Regions from separate parts of the Homo sapiens genome. Here region 2 is linked to region 1. Evidence: chromatin loops called from intact Hi-C (ENCODE). Cell type or tissue: OCI-LY7. All regions are shown on one strand. Links, peaks and the distances in the headings refer to the core of each region. The heading gives the core; the rest is flanking DNA.

The links. A loop is a pair of places that touch in the nucleus more often than their neighbours do. Peaks named below come from ENCODE experiments on the same cell type or tissue, not always from the same donor. Only the 100,000 strongest peaks of a DNase experiment are listed, where the experiment ranks them.
Region 2: it touches region 1 in a loop (4-fold over the local background); 2 of 110 quality-filtered maps call a loop at or near these places.

What each region holds. Positions count from the first base shown.
Region 1 is chr6:163,811,976-163,817,350 of GRCh38, reverse strand. No RefSeq gene overlaps it. Among named protein-coding and RNA genes, the nearest start is that of QKI, 400 kb to the right of the region's middle. RefSeq lists an enhancer at 2,272-2,321. In OCI-LY7, for the core only: no CTCF peak of the experiment used is centred there; DNase peaks (open chromatin) are centred at 2,190 and 3,040; H3K4me3 peaks cover 251 bases.
Region 2 is chr6:163,713,656-163,719,030 of GRCh38, reverse strand. LOC124901498 reads left to right here and starts at 4,654. Exons shown (of 5, transcript XM_047419664.1): 1 at 4,654-4,964; 2 at 5,164-5,294. The coding sequence starts at 4,902. LOC105378104 (a long non-coding RNA gene) reads left to right here and starts at 2,089. Exons shown (of 2, transcript XR_943216.3): 1 at 2,089-2,384; 2 at 3,613-3,925. In OCI-LY7, for the core only: no CTCF peak of the experiment used is centred there; DNase peaks (open chromatin) are centred at 515 and 2,170; H3K4me3 peaks cover 646 bases.

The sequences.
Region 1 (5,375 bases), core at 275-5,274:
CATGTGGAACTGTAAGTCCAATTAAACCTCTTTTTCTTTCCAGTCTCAGGTATGTCTTTATCAGCAGCATGAAAATGGACTAATACGATTAGTACACCTATTTGTCTCAGAGCTCATAGGATTTTGTACTTTTGCTCAACTTTAAAAGCCTCTGAAGGTAACTCAACTAAAGTAGAAATTGCCTCCATAAAACAGGTACATTGTGAACATTCATTACTGTCCACTTTTTACACATTCCCAGTCATCAATGTTAAGATGCATGAATTTCCAGGGGTACCTGGGAAATATATGAGCCCAGGCTCAGGGCAGCATCTGTCAGTACAACAGAAGGTCATTCCACAGCAGAAATTGAAATGGATGTTATTTGCTCTAACAAACGCTGATTGCATTCCAGACCTATAAATCACATGCACACATGTGGAACTGATGGGCCCAGACAGTGGCAAGCCAACGTCTGTATAAATGGCACCTTGTCCATCTTTATCCTAAGCTCCTAAACCAGGTCTAGTTCCAGCAAAAGTTGATCACTCCAGATATAATCCATACCAACTCACACCCAACTTGTCCTAAACCATGTGAGCTTCATCTATTGCCAGGTGTCCTATAGATGTCTTAGACACTTCAAATGGTTGGAAAATGCTCACAGAACTGCCTCCACCTAGGTTAAACCCCAGAGCAACAAATTTAAATCAGCTGAGGCCAGTCTACAACCGCCCCCCCTCCCCGCCCCAGAAGAGAAGCTGGCTGAGCTGTCAGGGTGCCAGAATTGCAGTCTTGTTCATCTCTGAACTCATACTTGGAAGCTCAGTAAGAGGCATACTATTAGTTCATATTAGAAACAGTTACTGAATGCCAAATAGTAAGCTAAGCCCTTGATGTTTGTCATATAATTTTATCATTATAACAGCCCTATGAGACAGAAAACTCCTATTATCCCCATTTTAGAGATGAGGACCTAGGACTCCGAGAGGTTAAGAAACATGTCCAAGGTCACACAGCTCACAGATGATGGAGCTGGAATTTGAATCCAAGTGGTCTGTTTCCTAGTCCCCACATGTACCTGCTAGGATGTATACCAACCACATGGACTTTCAATGCCAGTGTCGTAGGACTATGTGACTTGGATGTATATACTGTGTGTTTCCAAGCACTTGTACACAGTGAGACTTCAACAAATATCAGCCACTGTTATTAAACCTCCAAGACAAGGCATCAGAAAGAAGGAACAACAAAGATTTCTAGGGATTTCTGGCACTGTCCATTTCTCAGTTCTACTATCCACCTTGTGCAAGGTGAACCACTTCCCCAAGCGGGAACCACCAGTCTTTGCATTTCTTCAAGCACTGATGGCTGCTGGAGAAGGAGGCAGCACAGAGAGCCTGGGGAAGGTTCATGGGTGACACTGTGTGACTTGGGCGGAGAGCAGCCTCTCTGTGCTGGGTGAGTGGGATAATGATTCCTGCCCTTATTGTCTTCACATGCTAATCAGAATTAATTGGGGAAATCATTGTGAACTCTAGGTCCTCTTAGATTAGTGCTTAATTATAATACATCATTTGCTGAGAATAAGTACTTGGACCCTGGAGATGAATCCTCTCTCCTTATCCCTTCAATAAGGATTCAGTTCCAGACTTATGCTCTATCATTTCTTCTCAAAATACAAGAAAAATAACAAATCGTTATTTTATCCCTCTCTTTCATTTTTAATCAAACAGATTAAATAGAAAGATAAAGAGCCATTTTAAAATCATGAACTTTTTTTAAGCATCATAAGATTGTTCATTCCATAGAATCAATGGTGTACGGTCTGCTCATATATCTTGAAGTTACATTACATTCTGGTATTTTCTATCACCATCATTTAGTGTTTTAGTTGTAAACATGCTACATAACACAGAGGCCACTCACTGTCAAAGGGTCATATGCGACAGGACAAATGGCCACTGGCCTGTCCCCACCCCTTCCACTTAAATGTTGGAAGGAATGTGGGGGACCTGCGGAAGTGGGGGACCACATTCCTTACATGTTGAATGTTTCCAAAGAGCCCTCTCCTCATTGCCTCTGCAGTGACTGCCAGTATTCTCATCCGCAGGGTTCAACACAGCCAGACTCATACCGAATGCAAAAAGCTACCCCTAACAAAACACCAGAACTTTGCATCAGGAAATTCAGTCATGCTTCGCTTGGCTGATCTCAAATATCTGAGCGTGTGTACTAGTCTTCTGTCACTGATGGTCTGTCTAGAAAGGGCTTCTGTGGTTCCTTCCTCTCCCTCTTGCCAGCTCCCCCACACCAATATTTCTTTAAATCAAAGGAAACTATTATCTTGTAAAGGTTTTAACATGCATATGTCCTTAGAACCTCTAAACTGTTATAAAAATCATACGATTAGTCACTTGGCACATGCCCAGACCTAAGCTCAGGAGGCATTGCAGACCGTTCCATGCCTCAGGCACAGCCTGAAGAGCATCTCTGGCCTCTGCAGTCACCCCAGGCCCTGCTGCTGAGACCTTGACCCCTCCAAGTCCCTCCACGCAGCGGGCTGGCCACTCTTCCAGGAAGCTGCTGCAGGACAGACTCCAGCAGACTACTCAGGATTCAAGGATGCGTGAAGGTTAGAGCATTAATATACATCCACATCCTTCAGATGCAAGAGTAATGATGAAATAATCGTCCCCGGATAACGGGATGAGTCAGAGGAGGTTCCAGGAATAGACTCCAGATTTCCATCTCGTATCACCATTCAACATCACCACTAGGAGACTTCTACGAGGGCAAAGTGACCTCACACGTGTTCTGAGCCCAAAAATATTTGTCTCGAATGCTTTTCCAACTCCTCTCAAGCTATAATAAACTGAACTTTAAATCAGTTGTTCAAATTTGACAACAGAAAAATCAGTGATAAAATTCTACTTATCATGTGTTTATGAATTTCTAATTTTTCTTGGGGCTTCGAGACATAAACCCAGAGTATAAAAAGCTGTCCCTTCTGGCCAGGTTGGTGAGCACAGCAGAGGCCAGCTAGAAAGTTTCACATCCTGTTGGCAAATCGGCAAGAGCTACTGAAGATCTGCCACTGTTATACTTGACATGGAAGACAAGGAAAGTCCCTGAGGGCTGGAAATAGACAGAGTACTCACAGGAAAAGGGAGGGAAGTTAGGTAGCAAGGAAGGAAGGAAGAGAGGGTAGAAAGAAAACAGAAAAGAAGAAAGAGAAGAAAGAGAAAGTGGTGGGGAAGGGAGGAAAGTGGGGGCGGAGAACTACCTTGGTAACTGCAGACCAGTCAATGAAAGTTTTTTGGGTTTTTTTTGGGGGGTGGGGGGTTGTGTGTTTTTTGTTGTTGTTGTTGTTTGTTTTTTGAGATGGAGTCTCGCTTTGTTGCCCAAGCCAGAGTGTAGTGGTGCGATCTCAGCTCACTGCAACCTCTGCCTCCCGAGTCCCAACAATTCTCCAGCCTCAGCCTCCCGAGTAGCTGGATTACAGTTGTGAGCCACCACACCTGGCTTATTTTTGTATTTTTAGTAGAGACAGCGTTTCATCATGTTGGCCAGGCTGGTCTCAACTCCTGACCTCAAGCAATCTTCCCACCTTGGCCTCCAAAAGTGCTGGGATTACAGGCATGAGCCACCTCACCCGGCCCCGTCAATGAAAGTCTGATGCTCAGAATTTATTCCAAATAAGAGTTCCTTTGTAAATGCAAGTAACAAAGTCCTGACAGATGCATTCTAGCTTCTTCTTTGACAATGACAGGCCTCAGAGAGACTGGTTAAGCAAGGGGCACAATCTACCCATGCTTCAGTAAGGATGTTAATTTTGGAAGCAAAAGGGAAAGGCAATTTTAAGGCACAATTAAGCCTCCTGTAAAACCATAGGGATACTGCAAGTAATGACATTCAGTGGAGTGAAGGAAGGAAGGCAACTGATCACTCTCACCACGAACTCTTATCTGAATGGATGGTAGCCACCATGCTTACAGAAGACAATAAGCTCGCCACATCTTAGAACACAGAAATAATCCAAAGGGACCTTGATAAACATGATAAATCAGCTCTAAAACCATGATGGAATTTCATCCTGACTGTATTAGTCCATTTTTGCATTGCTATAAAGAAATATCTAAGACTGGGTAATTTATAAAGAAGAGAGGTTTAATTGGCTCGTGATTCTGCAGGCTGTACAGGAAGCATAGTGGCTTCTGCGTCTGGGGAGGCCTCATGAGCTTTTACTCATGACAGAAGGCAAAGGGGGAACAGGTGTCTTACATGGCAGGAGTAGGAGAAAGAGTTGGGGAGGAGCTGCTTCCCTTTTCAACAACCAGATCTCACAAGAACTCACCATCACAACCAAGGGCGAAATTTCCCAGGATCCAAACACCTCCCACCAGGCCCCACCTCCAACACTGGGGATTACAGTTCAACATGAAATTTGGGTGGGGACATCAATAAAAACATGTCAGTGATATGTCACTGACACAAGTCAGTGTACAAAGAAACATTCTAGAGTGCTGCATCTAACTAATCAGCAACTAGTTCTGACTGACAAGGAAAGATGACAAATGCAGTGTCTTTAATTGAAAACACATAAAATGAAACAAAATCATAAAATGTTGCCAGGAACAGGTCCAAGATGGTCTTCTTAGAAGTCACTGGCTCATCAACACTTATAAGAAAATAAATCGGTGCTTCAAAAGTGCTTGTGCGTGTTCTGAGGACTTCGTTCACTTGAAATTAAGCATTCCCCTTGAAGTTTGTTTTGTCAAATTGATTTCCTAACAAACTGCATTGTTATAGATAACACAATGATAAACGTCAGACAAGCCCCAGTGAATTATTACACATTAATGTAATATAAATCAATGAATCTTCCTAACATAGGATGAGAATATGTTAGCCTTTCCCAAAAGTGTGTTCTACTGAAACTCTAGTACTAAGAAATCCCATGAAAAAGGGTTGCAAAGACAAATGCAGTAACAAAAACAATAATAACAATATAAATAACAACACACACACACACTCATTACTATATGCCAAGCACTCTGTGTTAGTCAGGGTTCTCCAGAGAGAAAGGACCAATAGGATATATTTAGAGGATATATATAAGAGGGGATTTATTGTGGGGAATTGGCCCACATGATTGTGGAGGCAGAGAAGTCCCACCATATCCCAACTGCAAGCTGGAGAACCAGGAAGTCAGTGGTATAACTCAGCCAAGTGGAATGCCTGGCCCGTTTTATCCAGGCCATTTGCAATGTGTGATGCCCTTCACATTGAAGAGGGTGGTCTTTATTCAGTCTACTGATTCAAATGCTGATCTCTTTTGGAAACATCCTTGCAGACCCACCTAGAAATCATGTTTTACCAGCTATGTGGGCAAC
Region 2 (5,375 bases), core at 130-5,129, 98 kb after region 1:
TTTAATGAATTAATTAATGATTTGGAAACCCTGATTAGCAGCAGAGTCATGCTGGCTTCTTGGGGAAAATATATTATTCAAGGTGAAGAACTGAAAAATCATTCACATTTGATTATCTGGCTCCATGAACCAACACATAAGCTAAAAACAAACACACACAAACACCACCACCCCTAGACAAAGAGATTTTGGGAATTGTCTCATCTTTTCCAAAACTTACAAATATGTTGATGTTACGGTGCTGGACTTGACCTTAGAGTCTTCTGGTTCTATCCCCTAGTTTTACAGATGAAGGAACTGAAACCCAGGGTGAAAGAATAACTTTTCCAATGCAACATAGTTAACAAGCAGCAAAACTAGGCTAAAACCAGCTCTCCTGACTGCAGACCAGGGATCTTTCCTAACTTAAAGAAAATATAACAGACCATTTCTTCTAGTTCCCCTCTCACCATCCAGCGGCTCTCAAGCATGGCACCTGCATATGATAAATAAGCCACCACATGTAGCCCCAGATTTGGGTCATTCGACTCAACTGAGCAAACCCACTGTTTGGCAGCATCAGTCAGATGGAGCTGAACTGAGTAGCCAGGGGCCCAGGAAACAAGGGCACAACTCGAGGCACTGGTCAGGCCCCTCGACAAAGAACAATAGTGGGCTTGTTGCAACATGACTTGTGAAGATGCAGGGATGGGGTCAGTTGCCATGGTCTGAATTATGTCCCCTGAAAGTCATCTAGAAGACTCCACCCGTAGCACCCATGAATGTGACCTTACTTGAAAACAGGGTCTTTGCAGATACAACCCCATTAAGATGAGATGACTAGGGTGGGCCGTAATCTAATATGATTGGCGTCCTTCTACAAAGAGGAAGACAGACATGGGGACAGATGTACTCAGAGGGGAGACGTGAAGACACACAGGGAAAAGCCGGGTGAGGACAGGGGCAGAGACGGAATGATGCACCCACAAGCTGAGAAGCTCCAAGCTGGAAACCACCAGAAGCTGGAAGAGACAATGAAGGATCCTCCTGACAGGTTTCAGAGGGAGCACTGCCCCACCCACAACTTGAGCTTGGACTTCTGGCCTCCACAGCTTCTGTTGTTTTAAGCCACTCATTTTTTGGTACTTTGTTATGGCAACTCTAGGAAATGAATACAGGTGGTCAACAGTTTTACTAAAACAGTACAAGGCTCACTTGTTGAGTGGTGATTTTAGACTTTTAAACTCTTGAAGGGCACCACCAAAAATTTCTGGAATCTGAAAGTATCCTGCAAACATGAAATAAGAGAGAACAGCTACCCAGACGCTCTCATTTCCCCTGCACGCCTACATTCCTTCTAATCACTATTTACACCCTCTCCAGATCCCACCCCTGCTTCTCTGCCTCCACCGCAAAACAGAAGCCTCTCCCAGCCATCACCCACAGGAGGCAGGGCTGAAGGCAGGGGATGGTAATGCTGACTGTGACCTGGCCCCATGGCCTCTTCATGTTACAACCACACACAGGCCTCTCAGTCAGATATTCATTCAGCAAGTAAGTACTGAGCACCTACCACGTGGTGGACATGGCTCCAGCCTGGGGACACTGTGGGGGGCAACAGACCAGACGGCTGTCCCAGGGAGCGTCCATCAGAGATTAAACAGATAGATGACTGATTGACAGATGCGCAGATAGGTGACAGATGGTATAACAGACAGATGATAGGTGACAGAGAAAAATGACAGATGACATGTGACAGATGATTGACAGATAAATGATAGACATGTACAGAGATGATAAATAGATGATACATAGACAACAGATGATTGACAGATAAATGATAGGCAAAAAAAGAAGATTTCAGGTAGTAATCAATGTCAGACAGAAAGAATAGAGTGAGGTGATGGTGGCCAATCACGGGGTTATTTCGTGGTGTCTGGTCAGGGCAGTCACAGAGGAGGGGACCCTCTACCTGGCCTCCGGATGAAACACCAGTTCCTGCATCCTGACAGAGGGTGTGACCAGAACCAGGACCCTCAGGAGTGAGAGCATATCTGGTGACAGAGACACCCCCAGCAGGTCCCAGCCCGCCCACTTCCATCACAGGGTTGTCTGCACTGCCTCTTGGAAGCCAGACGTGGCCACGTGACTCACTCTAAGCAATGAACCCTAATGGTGCCCACTTCCCCTTCCGCCTTCTGCCAAGGGCCCAAGGCCCAGGTGCAGCCAAAGCCTGGGCAGCCCCAGCAGGGCCTGTCATGGGCACAGCCTCTGGACCGCCCACACTGCACCTGGAGTTAGGAGACCTGTGCTCTGGTCCCAGCAAAAATACATTTTTGTTTTAAACTGTGAAGGTTTGGAGGTTATTTGTCAGCACAGCACAGCCTGACCCTCCATCTCCAAAGGTAGGTTTGGGGCAGGAGGGTGGGGAGCCTGGACGGGGCTGCCCAGGGCTAGGGTGTGGGGGCAGGGGCTAAGGGAAGGGGCTTCTCTTAAGTCTATGTGAAGCCAGTGGGAGGTTTCCACAGGGAACTGGTCCACAATGGAGAGGAGGCAACAAGCAGGAGGGCAGGCCTCACACAGCAGGGGTCTAAGAGCAGGACCCCCAGGACCATGACCTCTAGGATGCACCATTCACCAGCTCTGTGACCTGGAGCAGGTCACTTCTGTGCCAGGTTTCATTCACCCTTTTTTTTTTTTTTTGAGACGGAGTCTCTCTGTGTCGCCCAGCCTGGAGTGCAATGGCGCAATCTCAGCTCACTGCAACCTCTACCTCCCGAGCTCAAGTGATCTTCCTGTCTCAGCCTCCCAAGTAGCTGGGATTACAGGTGTGCACCACCACACCCGGCTAATTTTTATATTTTTCTAGTAGAGACAGGTTTTTTAGTATTTTTTTTTAGTAGAGACAGTTTCACCATGTTGGCCAGGCTGGTCTCGGACTCCTGACCTTAAGTGATCCACCCACCTTGGCCTCCCACAATGCTGGGATTACAAGCGTGAGCCACTGCGCCTGGCCTCATTCACCTTTATAAACAAGGATAACAAAATGACCACTGGCACGGTGCTACGTGAGGATGAGAGGCGCCAGTTCACATGAAGGGCCTGGAAGAGCACCAAGCACCTGGTCAGCACTCAAGAGGAGCTGAGGAATCACTGCCATTCCTGCTGCTAGAGACCAGTGACCCATTCCCCAACAAATGCCAGAGCTGGCTCTTAGGGGCCCCTCGCTCATTCCTGCAGCCTAAGTCTGAGCTCCGCTTCAGCACCTTCCAGGGCAGCAGCAGAAAAGGGGACTCCACCTTTTCTAAAAGTCAGAAGTCAATTTAGGAGAGTCCTGGAAGCCACTGGAGCTGCTGACTAGGTGCCCAATTCTGAGCACATGTGGGTGACCATGCTTGAAGGGACAGGTGGGGGGTCGGGAGACAGAGGCACCACGTTAGTAAACAGCTGGAAGATCTTTGTGCTTTTTGGAGACACACACTCAGTGGCAGGAGCCTTGGTTTCCTTCTTCATTTATCAGTTTTGCCCTGAGGGAGAGACAAGGCAGAGACTAGGAGGTGAGAACAATGAATGACAAATGCAAATTTACAATGGATAAAATATAATTAGAGTTAATTCAATCTTTCACTAAAGAGATCAAAAACTGAAGGAATGGTGCCTGAAAGTGCTTCCGACGTCAAGCTATCCTGAAGCACCAAATTCTCAACTGTTGCCGTATCTTTCTGTCCCAGCAAAGACCTTAACTCCAAAAAAGGCTCAAGTCTACCAAGAAGGCACCCAAACCTTCTGCACTCGATAAATGCAGAAGGTTTGGGTGAGGGCAGCAAAAACAGTGATTGCCTAATAACAAAGTGACCAAGGGTCCCTCACGCCAATATTGTAGCACTCTTTTTTTTTTTCTGTAATTGTGAATCTTCTTGGTAAAGTAAACATATACTAAATTGAAGACCACTGTGCACTGGCTTTTAATCTGTTTTAACTTTCACAGCATCATTAGAAATCACTTTGACGCAGTTCAGGATGCCCATAAGATCACAGCCACCGCTGGGCCTGTCCACATGGCAAGCTTAGTAACCAAGGAAAAGTTTGCAAAGCAAAACCTATAAAGTGACAACAAACACCATGTTGACTTTCAGCAAACGCTAACTCCACACATAGATGCTCCCTATAAACGCATAGTTTTATGGACCTTAAATGTCTCTGATGGTTCTGTAAATGCTACGCTTAGCGAGTGACAGAATTCATGAAGGAAGAGGGGGCTGGCCTTGCTGGGTGTCCACCATGCCCTCTCCTGAGTCTCCTGGGGCCCCAGAGTCACTGCGGCCCAGGGGCATGTTCAGGTAAGTTAGAGAGAGGGGTGCCCTGGCAGGTGGGGAGGGAGAGGCTGTAATCCAGGGCTCCTGGCTTCATTGGTTTGGGCAGCTCTAACAGAACACCTTAGACCCGGCGGCTTATTCCTCACACTCTGGAGGCTGGGAAGTCCAAGATCAAGGTGCCAGGCGATCCTGTGTCTGGGGAGGGCTCCCTGATTCACAGCCTGTGCCTTCCGGTTATGTCCTCATGTGGTGGAAGGAGCGAGGGAGCTCTCCGGGCCTCCATTTCGAGGGCAGGAATCCCATTCACAAGGGCTTCACATTATGACGTCATCGCCTCCCAAGGGCCCCACCTCCTAAGACCATCCCCTTGGGACTTTTGAGTGACACAAACATTCGAACCATTTGGCCCCTGATGAAATTCCTAACCTCCCCTTGTTAGAGTCAGTCTCCTCCCGGCTCTCCACTGCCACTGTCTCTGGCTGCCACCTTGGTCCTAAAGCAGCCTGGCCCTACTGGCTCGCTGCTCTCATTCTCTGGAGCCAGACTTCTGATTCCCATGCATTTGACCTCTGGCCTCCTCAGCCCACACCACCTCAACTCTTGAGCATGGAGCCCAGGAGGAGGTCCCTCCGGGGACAAGGTCACCACCCCTCTGCGCCTCCCTCTAAGGTGCCCCCAACTGTCTCTGCCTCCATGGTCGCTGCTCCCTCCCACCCATCCACATCATCCTGAGAGGCTGTAATCAACCTCCCCTCCCCGCTGTCCCCCCGACATTCCCCTCTGCCCTCCCATCCCCACATCAGTGTCTTAATTCCTTTCCCCGTACTCCTCCATTATACCCTAAATATGGGCTTCTCTATCTGAGAAGTGGGGTCAGCCCGAGGCCAAGCTGAGAACCTGCCCCAGCCTCCCTGCAGGCCTGGCCTGGGACCCTCCTGTGGAGGAGCTGGGTGCCCAGGGAGACCCTCGCAGGCAGCCAGACAGCCTGAAGAGAACAGGGTGAGGGGCAGCGTGGAGGGAGAAGAAGGGAGGGAAGTGGGAGGTAAGGGGGACTAAGAGATGGGAAAGGAGGGGAAAGGA